Regions from separate parts of the Homo sapiens genome. Here region 1 is linked to region 2. Evidence: read pairs that join two places in POLR2A ChIA-PET (ENCODE). Cell type or tissue: HepG2. All regions are shown on one strand. Links, peaks and the distances in the headings refer to the core of each region. The heading gives the core; the rest is flanking DNA. Region 1 overlaps FNIP1 (folliculin interacting protein 1). Region 2 overlaps RAPGEF6 (Rap guanine nucleotide exchange factor 6).

Region 1 (5,385 bases), core at 198-5,197, 160 kb after region 2:
GCGTGAGAGAGCTCTCTTGAGATCTGGTTGTTTAAAAGCGTGTGGTACGCCCCCTTGCCTTTTTTTTGCTCCTGCTCTAGCCATGTGAAGTGCCTGCTCCTCATTCATCTTCTGCCATGACTGCAAGTTTCCTGAGGCCTCTCCACAAGCCAAGCAGATGCCAGCATTATGCTTCTTGCACAGCCTACAGAACCATGAGCCAATTAAACCTCTTTTCTTTATAAATCATCAAATCTCAGGTATTTCTTTATAGCAATACAAGAATGGCCTAAAACACCTTTTTTTTTTTTTTTTTTGAGACAGGGTCCCACTTTGTCACCCAGGCTGGAGTACAGTGACATGTTCATGGCTCACTGCAACCTCGACCTCCTGGGCTCAAGTGACTCTCACCTCAGCCTCCCAGTAGATGGGACCACAGGTGTCCACCACCACACCTGGCTAATTTTTGTTTCTTTAGTACAGATGAGGTTTCGCCATGTTGCCCAGGCTCATCTCAAACTCATGGGCTCAAACAGTCTGTCCATCTCAGCCTCCCAAAGAGCTGGATTAGGGGTGTCAGGCCTCCATACCTGGTCATACCTATTTAATGTTTTTTAAAAATTAAGTACACAGTAACTAACAAAATACGACTGAAAGATACTATGAATTTAGTATAGCACTACTGAAAAGAACATCTATACGCATTTGAGAACCAGAACTACACATGCATCAATTATTTACTGTTTATAGATAGTACTCAATATTTTTGTAGAATCGAGGACTAGATACAATAACTCCTCACTCAGATATCAAAATTTTGCCATTTTCAGGCATGAAAATGGCTGTTATACTGCTCTATGACACTATACTTGGTGAAATTAAAACTTCCTTAAAGGTAAGTAGAAGCATGCTTTCTTTAAGATGCATCATACGGCTGGGTGTGGTGGCTCACACCTGTAATTCCAGCAATTTGGGAGGTTGAGACAGGAGGACTGCTTAAGGCCAGGAGTTCAAGACCAGCCTGGGCAACATAGTGAGCCCCTGCCTCTACAAAAAATGAAAAATTAGCCAAGTATGCTGGTGCACGCCTGTAGTCCCAGCTACTTGGGAGGCTGAGGTAAGATGATCACTTGAGCCCAGGAGGTCCAGATTGCAGTGAGCTGTGACAATGTTACTGCACTCCAGCCTGGATGACAGAGGGAGACCTTGTCTGCGGGGGAAAAAAAAAAGCATCATGAAAACTTTTCTTTCAGTTAATGGAAGTGTTTGAGGGAGAAACACCTTTCTAAGACATGTTTCCTTTTCTATTGATTCATATTACATGGGTTTATAGATTCAGCTATAAAAGGCAAATGTAAGCATGCTTTCTTTCAGATGCATCATAAACTGTTTTCTTTCAGTGAATGTAAGTGTTTGATGGAAAATCACCTCTTTAGGCAAACCCTGAGGATATGTTAGAACATGTTTCTTTCTCCATTAGTACCTACTAGGATGAGTTGAGAAATCCAGCAATAAAAGGCAAATGTAAGCATGCTTTCCTTAAAAAGAAATCAAAACTATTTTAATTCACATTTTAAAGAATATTAAACCCTTTTAATCTGCGTGTAAATATCCTTTCTTCTATTCTGATGTCTTCACTTTAAGTATCTGATATTGGCTTCTGTTCCAATGGTTTATCTTTACAGTACATAACTCTAAAGCACATAACAGGTGATACTTTCTTCACCTTTTCTTTTTCCTCTGTATTTCAGCAGAATTTCATCCTTGACCTTCATGACACTTACTAAATACCCCACTTATCAACTCTACTTTTTATTAACAGCCCTATAAAACCTAATTTTGTCACATAAATTTTCATTTCTGTGCAATCTTTATGTTCTCCATCTCCCTTTTCATTGTAATCTTACATCTTCTTTGCCAAGTATCTTCTTCTCATGCTCTGCTGTTTCAGAAAACATTCTTTCTTGCATACTATTGAGGATGCCAAATTATCTGATTACAAATTTTGATTCCAACTAGTAAATTTCAGAAACCTAATCTTTTTCTAAGTCTGCAGATTAATATTCCCTTTCCTCTATTCTATAGTGTTACTGCTTTTTCTTTTTTTTTTTTCTTTTGAGACACGGTCTCACTCTGTCACTCAGGCTGGAATAGTGTAACCTTGAACTCCTGGGCACAAGTGATCCTTCTGCCTCAGCCTCCAAGTAGTGAGGACTACAGAAAGGGTCTTGCTATGTGGCCCAGGCTGGTCTCAAACTCCTGGTCTCAATCAATCCTCCTGCCTTGGCTTCCCAAAGTGCTGAGATTACAGGCATCAGCCACTGCAGCTGGCCTGTAGTTTTTAAAGCCCTGCCCCTACTTATCTTTAACAAGCAGAGACTTCTCCAATCCAAATGTTTAAATTTCCCCGGTCCCAATCTACAATTCAGTTGAATGCTGGTTAAATCTCCTTCTAAGTTATTTAGCCAGGAAGCAGTCAAGCCCAAATGTCATAGTCTAGAAGGTTTCTGTACTGGTCAGGGTTCTCTAGAGAGGTGGAAACAACAGAATATATATACAGATATATGAGAGGGGATTTATTAGGAAAATTGGCTCATGAGATTACAGAGGCTGAGAAGTCCCATGACAGGCCATCTGCAAGGTGGAGACCCGAGATGCAAGCAGCATGGCTCAGTCCAAATCCAAATACCTCAGAACCAAGGAAACCAATGGTGTAATTCTCAGTCTGAGGCCAAAGGCCTAAGAACCTGGTGAGCCACTGGTATAGGTCTTTGAGTTCAAAGGCCAGACAGCCTGGAGTTCTAATGTCCAAAGGCAGGACAATGTTCCAGCTCCAGAAGAAAGACAGAGGAAATCCCATTTCCTCTGCCTTTTTTTTGTTCTGTCTAGGCCCCCAGCCAACTGGATGGTGCCTATCTATGTTGAGGGCTGATCTGCACTCCGTCCACAGACTCCCACACCAAATCTCCTCGGGAAACACTCTTCACAGACACACTCAGAAACAATGCTCTTCCAATTTCCAGGTATTCCATAATCCAGTCAGGCTGAGACCTAACATTAACCACTACGGCTTATATCACTGCAACTCTACTGCACTCCACTTGAAAGTATCTCCTACTATCAGGCTTAAAAGAAATTTTCTTGGCCAGGCGTGGTGGCTCACGCCTGTAATCCCAGCACTTTGGGAGGCCGAGGTGGGCAGATCACGAGGTCAAGAGATCAAGACCATCCTGGCCAACATGGTGAAACCCTGTCTCTACTAAAAATACAAAAATTAGCTGGGCATGGTGTGCACCTGTAGTCCCAGCTACTCGGGAGGCTGAGGCGGGAGAATCGCTTGAACCTGGGAGGCGGAGGCTGCAGTAAGCCAAGATTGCACCACTGCACTCTAGCCTGGTGACAGAGTGAGATTCTGTCTCAAAAAAAAAAAAAAAAAAAAAAAAAAAAAGAAAAGAAATGTTCTTAAGCAGGTAGGACCATCAGTGACAAGACATCATTTTGTACCAGTTTCTATATAATTCAATTTGATCTTGTAAGCTGTGGAAATTCCTTCCAGATTGACAACTGGTTAATCACAAATTAACCTAAATACCATAGGAAGAAGCTGTAAGAGATAATGAATGTAATAAAACTTCAACCACTTTGCTAAACAAGTGAGTAAATGCCTATTTCAAGGAGTACCATTTTAATGCTGGAAGCCTGTATATATAGTAATCATTTTTCTATCTAAGGAATTATAATTCTCTAATCTGACAGGAAAATAATTCCATGACTGATTTGCTAATCTCAGTTCCAAAGACTTTAGTTATCAATTTAGGACTTATTTGTATCACAAAATCTTGATTAATATTTATATAGGCTGTTTATATCCAATTATTTTTCTCTAACTACATCTTAATATACTAAATGTTGTAAGAACACTAATCTTTAGACTTATTTTGTCACAATAAATTCAACTATACTCAGGGTATTAATGTAATTCTAGTGACTGTAATTTACATTTCAATGACAGGGATAGTCAGCTGCTTGGCCATAGTATTACTATCATCATTTAATCAAATTAGATGTGAAAAAAATACCATAACAAAAATATAAACTATTACCAGCATTAAAGTTCCAAAATTCATTTATATTTATTGTACAATTTAACATGCATAAAATTATATGCACAAAAAATTCATTAACATGAATTCTTGGTAAAAATGGCACATTGGCAAATAGTAGATTTCTACACCATAAGAGCTATCATGTATCATAATATGCTATCATATTTACTTAGTATTTTTCAGCAATACGTATACCTAATTGAAATGTACCTGGCCTATGTGGTTTAACTTTCTGACATTAACTCTATATACCTGTGAACTTAAAAACTACAGCAAAACACTGGAAGAATGTTAAATGAGCTAAAACAATAGAGACCCAGTATCCAAGTTGTTTAACTGGGTCATACACAGTTTTTTTTTTTTTTTAAAAAGGGGGGAACTTGTATAATGTGACTTATTTAAAATAAAAAAACAGGCCAGCATGGTGGCTCATGCCTGTAATCCCAGCACTTTGGGAGGCTGATGCGGTTGGACCACCTGAGGTCAGGAGTTCAAGACCAGCCTGGCCACCATGGTGAAGCCCCATCTCTACTACAGATACAAAAATTAGCCAGGGGTAATGTAATCCCAGCTACTCGGGAGCCTGAGGCAGGAGAATTGCTTGAACCCGGGAGGCTGAGGTTGCAGTGAGCCAAAATTGTGCCACTGCACTCCAGCGTGGGCGAGAGAGCAAGACTTCGTCTCAAAAACTAATAATAAAATAAAATAAAATAAAAACAATGTACCTAAATTAGTATAAGGCCATTACTAATTCAAATTATTTAACTCAAATGACTAAGTGGGGACACACATTTAAGGTGTTCACAAAGCATCAAAAATAATTCTAAATAAATTCAGGTCCATGTCAGTAAAATTAGAGAATACCGTTAACTATAAAAATAACTGGATTATGATCAATACACTAATACAATGTCAAGCTTTTAATTTACATTTTACTTATAAATATATATATGGGATACAAACAGAAAAGCACACTGCTTTCCAAAAATCTGCAGTGAAGGTTCCCATGTAAACATACCAAGAAAGAAGAGCAACAAATGGCAGAAAGAGAATCATAAAATAAACATAAACCAAGGACTAACATACTGTACAGTATTTATGAATTACATATTTTAAAACAATAATTAATACTTGCTTAAAACATTTTCAAGAAGTCATTCTAATAATTAAGGTTATTATCATAATTTAACTTTCAATAAAATAAGTATCTAAAATCTTGGCATTTAAAATTTTCAGATATTTTAAAGCAAATATATCACCAAATTAATAACTAGATTTGGATTATTTTGATGTTAACACA
Region 2 (5,385 bases), core at 62-5,061:
CTAGAGGTGACTGGTACCCTTAGAGTCCTTGGTAACACACATGCGGCTCCAGAAAATGGGAGATAAACACTATGAAGACTCAAAAGATATGCCATTTCAGTGAAGTTTTTCGGGATACAGTGGTTGGGGGCACGTCAGGACACCTCCTGCAATGTCGAAGTGACTTTGGCTTTAGGTCAAGATAAAATAAAAGAAACTAGACTTACTCTTCACCTAAAACAACTAAAAACAACAACAAAAAAGACAAATATATAAAACGTTTTTCATAAGATAGGACATCCGGAAATATCTAAAGTGAAGTAAAGATCCACCTGAAAAAATCATTGTAGTAGTCCTGAACTAAGACTGATTCTTCCCATCTTGGTGATATTTAGCAACGTCTGGAGTTATTTTAGGCTGTCACAATTTTGAGGGAGTGGTGCTACTGGCATCATGTAGGTAGAAGAGATACTGCTAAACATAGCCATGCCCATTCATTTACCTATTGGCTATGGCTCTTTTCATGCTATAAAAGCAGAGTTAAGTAGTTGTAAGAAAAATCATCTGGGCCACAAAACCTAAAACATTCACTATTTGGCCCTTTATAGAAAAAGTCTGTTAACCCTGGATAAGAATGTCTATATTTTAAATCTTATCAGTTATGAAATGCTGGGAACATTCCTGAAATCCAAGTTCCCAGATGCCAGCCGCCAAAAAAGACTACTTTACAAATAGGTCTTCCTAAGGACAGCAGTCTCAGATCTGTTCTATTAACTCTTTTTTTGACAGGCTATGTTGAAGTCACATTCAGGAACAGCCTTAAAAGAAAGAGAAAAGGAAAAATCTCCTCAATGGGTAGAGTTGTGAGCAGTAGATATGGGTCATGCCAAAGGATAGCAGCTGCTATGGTTTGGATATGGTTTGTCCCTGCCAAAACTCATGCTAAAATTTGATCCCCAATGTAGCAGTGTTAGCAGGTAGGACCTAGCAAGAGCTGTTTGGGTCATGCGGGTGGATCCCTTGTAAATAGATCAATGCTTGTCTGAGGGGGTAAGTGAGTTCTCACTCTCACAGAAACCAATTGGTTCCCCCGAGAGAGGGTTGTTAAAAAAAGTCTGGCTTCCTTGGTTTCTCTCTCTTGCTTCCTCCCTTACCACGTGATCTCTTTTTTTTTTCGCAGCATCAGCATGGCTCACTGCAGCCCCAACCTCCTGGGCTCAAGCAATCGTCCCACCTCAGATTCCTGAGTAGCTGGGACTACAGGCACATGCACACAACACCATGCCCATTTAGTTTTATTTATTTATTTATTTTATTTTCTGTAGAGACAAGGTCTTGCTTTGCTGCCCAGGCTGGTCTCGAACTCCTGGGCTCAAGCAATTCTGCCTTGGCTTCCCAAAGTGCTGAGATTACAGGCGTGAGCCACTGCGCCCAGCCTGCCATGTGATCTTGCACACACTTGCTCCCCTTTCACTTTTTGCCATGAGTAGAAGCAGTCTGAGGCCCTCATTGGATGCAGGTGGCCAATCTAGAATCTTCCAGTCACCAGAATTGTGAGCCAAATAAAGCTCTTTCTTTATAAATGACCCAGCCTCAAGTATTCTGTTATAGCAACACAAAACAGACAAGACAGTGGCCCAAGGTGAAAATATATGTAAATTCCAGTGCATGGATGTCTGGTCAGGGGTCTAGAAGGAAAAAGACAAAAAGATCAGGGACAAGGAGGGATAGGGTAAAGACACAGGATGGAGACATGGGAATGGGCACAAAGTGTATAAAGTTTTCTGTATTCCACACTAATGCCCACCAAAAGGCATTAAACATGGAAGAGGCACTGAACAACCATGAAGATAAAAAAGGATATCCCAGAACTGGCACAATTAATAGATGATTAGACTGACCACAATGACACTAGATAGAGGCTACACATGTGTCCAACAATATAAACTTCCACTTATCAAGGTCTGTCTAGCTACTGCTACTTCTGAATGTCCAACCTGTCAGCAACAGAGACCAACCGTATGAGTTCCTGATATGATCCTATTATTCAAGAAGAGCAACCAGTCATTTGATAACAAGTAGACTATATATGGTGTCTCTCATCCCAGAACGGCCAGTAGTTCATTTCACAGTGATAGATATCTATATTCTGGGTTTGGGTTTATCTTACTTACCTCAGAGGTTCAGCCAGGATCATAATCCAGGGGCTTCCAGAATGCCTGAACCACAGGACTAGAATCCCACATACCAGAGTCCAACCAGTGGACCCAATTCAAAGCAAACACAGGAGTATGATCACAACCTTGGGACCACTAGTCATATCACATACCACACAATCCAGAAGCAACTGGCCTCACAGAACGCTGTAATAACCTTATAAAGGCATAGCTGAACTTTCAGCTTAAAGGCAATAATGTGAAATAATGGAATGACACCTTTTAATATGAAGATACATCAAACCACAGACCTCTATATGGAGCAGTGTATACAGCAGGAAGAACAGATGGGCCTAGAAACAAATGAGTAGAAGCAAGAGTCACCCATTTATCATTATTCCCAATGAGCCACAAAGGGATTTTGTACTTCCCATTCCTACAGCTATGGACTCTGCATGTTTGCAGGTCCTGGTTCCAAAGGCCTATACTCTTGCCAGGCAACAGTACAAGAGTCTCAGTGAACAAGTTTACAGCTGCCACCAGGGCACTTTAAACACCAGGGCCCAAGAATCAGCAGGTAAGAAGAGTTGCCATTTTGGCAGGGATAACTGATCCTGAGCAGTAGGTGGACGCAGGGCTGCTTTTATGTAATGTGAACAGAGAGGAATGTGTGGAATCCACATGACTCGCTTGGTTATTCCTTTACCTCACTGTAACTGTAAACGGATATATATCCCAGCATTAGCCTGAGAAGAATGATTACCAAGGGTTCAGACATTTCAGGAAAGAAGGCTTGAGTCATACCAACATATAAGCCACTGAGACCTGCAGAGCTGATTATGTGAGGAGAAAACAAAATGCATAGTGGAGGAGAGAGGATAAGTACCAGTTGCAACCCCGAGATCAACCATACAGGGGCTATAATTCTTCCCACCACCATCTCTTGTCTAAGTTTCTTCTCAGGAAAAGAAGCTCATTGAGAGCCATGGAGGAGCTGCTCCCTGAACTTCAAACCTATGTGAAGAAGTAGATTTGTGTGGTGCAAAGTGTAAGCTCAGGTGGCCTTGAAAATATGCCTCTCAGATTCCAAACTACAGGGAGTGTATTTGAACAAAATCCCTATTACGGGGCTCTGTAATTTATCAACATGTTTGAACTGGGGCCCAGCTTCCCATGCGATACTCCCAATCAATAACTGAGCCTGGTAAAAATACTAAGGAATGCCTGTTCTGGGAGACTCAGGAATACTCTGATGGGTTCAAGGATTCTCCTTCCACCTTGCTAAACCACTGTTACAGTGCAGTCTAAGGCTCTTCCACTCAAACTTCCTTTCGTCTCTCCTTCACAAATGTCACATGAGCATTCTGGTGTGAATGCTCTACCAACTCTCTCCATTTTTGCTCAGAGGCATTTTCCCTAATAAATTCCTTGCATGTCTAATATTGTTGTGACAACTGCTTCTAACAGAACCCAGACTAACACGAACACTTTGTAGTATTCAGTAAATAAATTTTCTATACTTTTTGTTGGATTTATTCTTAAATATTTAGTTTTCTAGTATTTTTAAATAATGTCATGTTTGGCTGGGTGTGGTGGCTCACACCTGTAATCCCAATACTTTGGGAGGCCAAAGTGAGTGGAGATCAACTCAGGTCAGGAGTTCGAGACCAGCCTGGCTAATATGGTGAAACCCCGTCTCTACTAAAAATACAAAAATTAGCTATGTGTGGTGGTGCATGCCTACAATCCCAGCTACTCAGGAGGCTCAGGCACAAAAATCACTTGAACCTGGGAGGTAGAGGTTGCAGTGAGCCGGGATCATGCCACTGCACTCCAATCTGCGTGACAGAGTGAGATTCTTGTCTCAAAAAGAGTCATTTTTTAAACTAGAGGCTTTTTGGTTTATTGCTGGTTTACATAAATCAATTGATTCTATATAATAAACTTGAGTCCAACCATCTTGTTAATAAATTCACTTAATTTTCAGAGTTTGTAGATTATTTTTGATTCTCTGCATATACAATGGCCCTGCCTATGAATACAGTATTATTTCTTTCTTCCCAAATTATACACTTTCCCCCATTTTTTCATGCCTTATTATGTAACAATAGCCGGAGTAAGTGTGGCCATATAGAGACAGTCCCCATCTTACAATGGTTCGACAAGATTTCCTGACTTTACAATGATGCAAAAGCGATATGCATTCAGTGGACACTGAATTATGTTTCTGTCTTGTTTTGCTTTTAGAGACGGGGTCTCACTCTGTCACCCAGGCTGAGTGCAGTGACGGCAATCATAGCTCACTGATGCCTCGATCTCCAGGACTGAAGCAATCCTCCCACGTTGGCCTTCCAAGTGGCTGGGACTACAGGCGTGCACCACCATGCTCAGCTAATTTTTTTTTTTTTTTTTTTTTTTTTGGTGATGACAGCCTGGGAAACGATAATTTGAATATCCATTCAATCATTCTGTTTTTCACCGTTTTCTGTACAGTATTCAATAAATCATACCAGATACACAACACTTTATTATAAAATAGGCTTTGCGTTAGATGATTTTGCCCAACTGTAGGCTAATGTAAGTGTTCTGAGCATGTTTAAGGTAGGCTAAGCTATGATTTTTGGTAGGTAAGGTATATTAAATGCATTTCTGACTTACAAGATTTTCAACTTACCATGGTTGTATTATGATATAACCCCATTGTAAGTCAAGGAATGTCTGTACTACAAACACGGCTGCCTGGGCCCCAACCACTGAGTTAGGTGTAGGCAGGCAGGCACTCACAAAATGTCTATCCTGTGGAAATGTGCTTGTAATTTTTGACAAGACAACTTGTTCTGGTGGCAAACAAGTTCTGAAAATTGTAATACACAAAAGTTAGGTTATGGCAAACAGAACTCCCATAACTTGACTTACTCCATGTGGGTAGGCTAGTGTTACAGGGAACCAGAATTTTCTAAGACTCTCAACTAAACTTATATCATATAATTTTCTCCTTTCTCAAGTTACAGGACATCTTCGGCACATCATTAACAATGCCATGAATATATGAGAAAGAATTAGAAATTAACTTTTCAATGTTAAAGTCTGAAAGAGAATTTCACTCACAAGTTTGAGATATACATGTATCTTCAGTTCTCTGCCTAAAGAGAGACTAATAAGGTTTATCACTTTAAATCTGAAAAGCCCCTCCTCAAAGAGCTTCAAATATTTGTTTGTAATCTCCTTATTTTAAAGGGACAATTTGGAC

The links. Peaks named below come from ENCODE experiments on the same cell type or tissue, not always from the same donor. Only the 100,000 strongest peaks of a DNase experiment are listed, where the experiment ranks them.
Region 1: POLR2A ChIA-PET joins it to region 2 with 5 read pairs; 4 of 35 experiments call an interaction of 5 or more read pairs at or near these places.

What each region holds. Positions count from the first base shown.
Region 1 is chr5:131,764,030-131,769,414 of GRCh38, forward strand. All of the region lies in intron 1 of FNIP1 (folliculin interacting protein 1), which reads right to left. Among named protein-coding and RNA genes, the nearest start is that of FNIP1, 30 kb to the right of the region's middle. In HepG2, for the core only: no CTCF peak of the experiment used is centred there; no DNase peak of the experiment used is centred there.
Region 2 is chr5:131,607,672-131,613,056 of GRCh38, forward strand. All of the region lies in intron 1 of RAPGEF6 (Rap guanine nucleotide exchange factor 6), which reads right to left. Among named protein-coding and RNA genes, the nearest start is that of RAPGEF6, 25 kb to the right of the region's middle. In HepG2, for the core only: no CTCF peak of the experiment used is centred there; DNase peaks (open chromatin) are centred at 2,250, 2,830 and 3,260; H3K4me3 peaks cover 1,266 bases.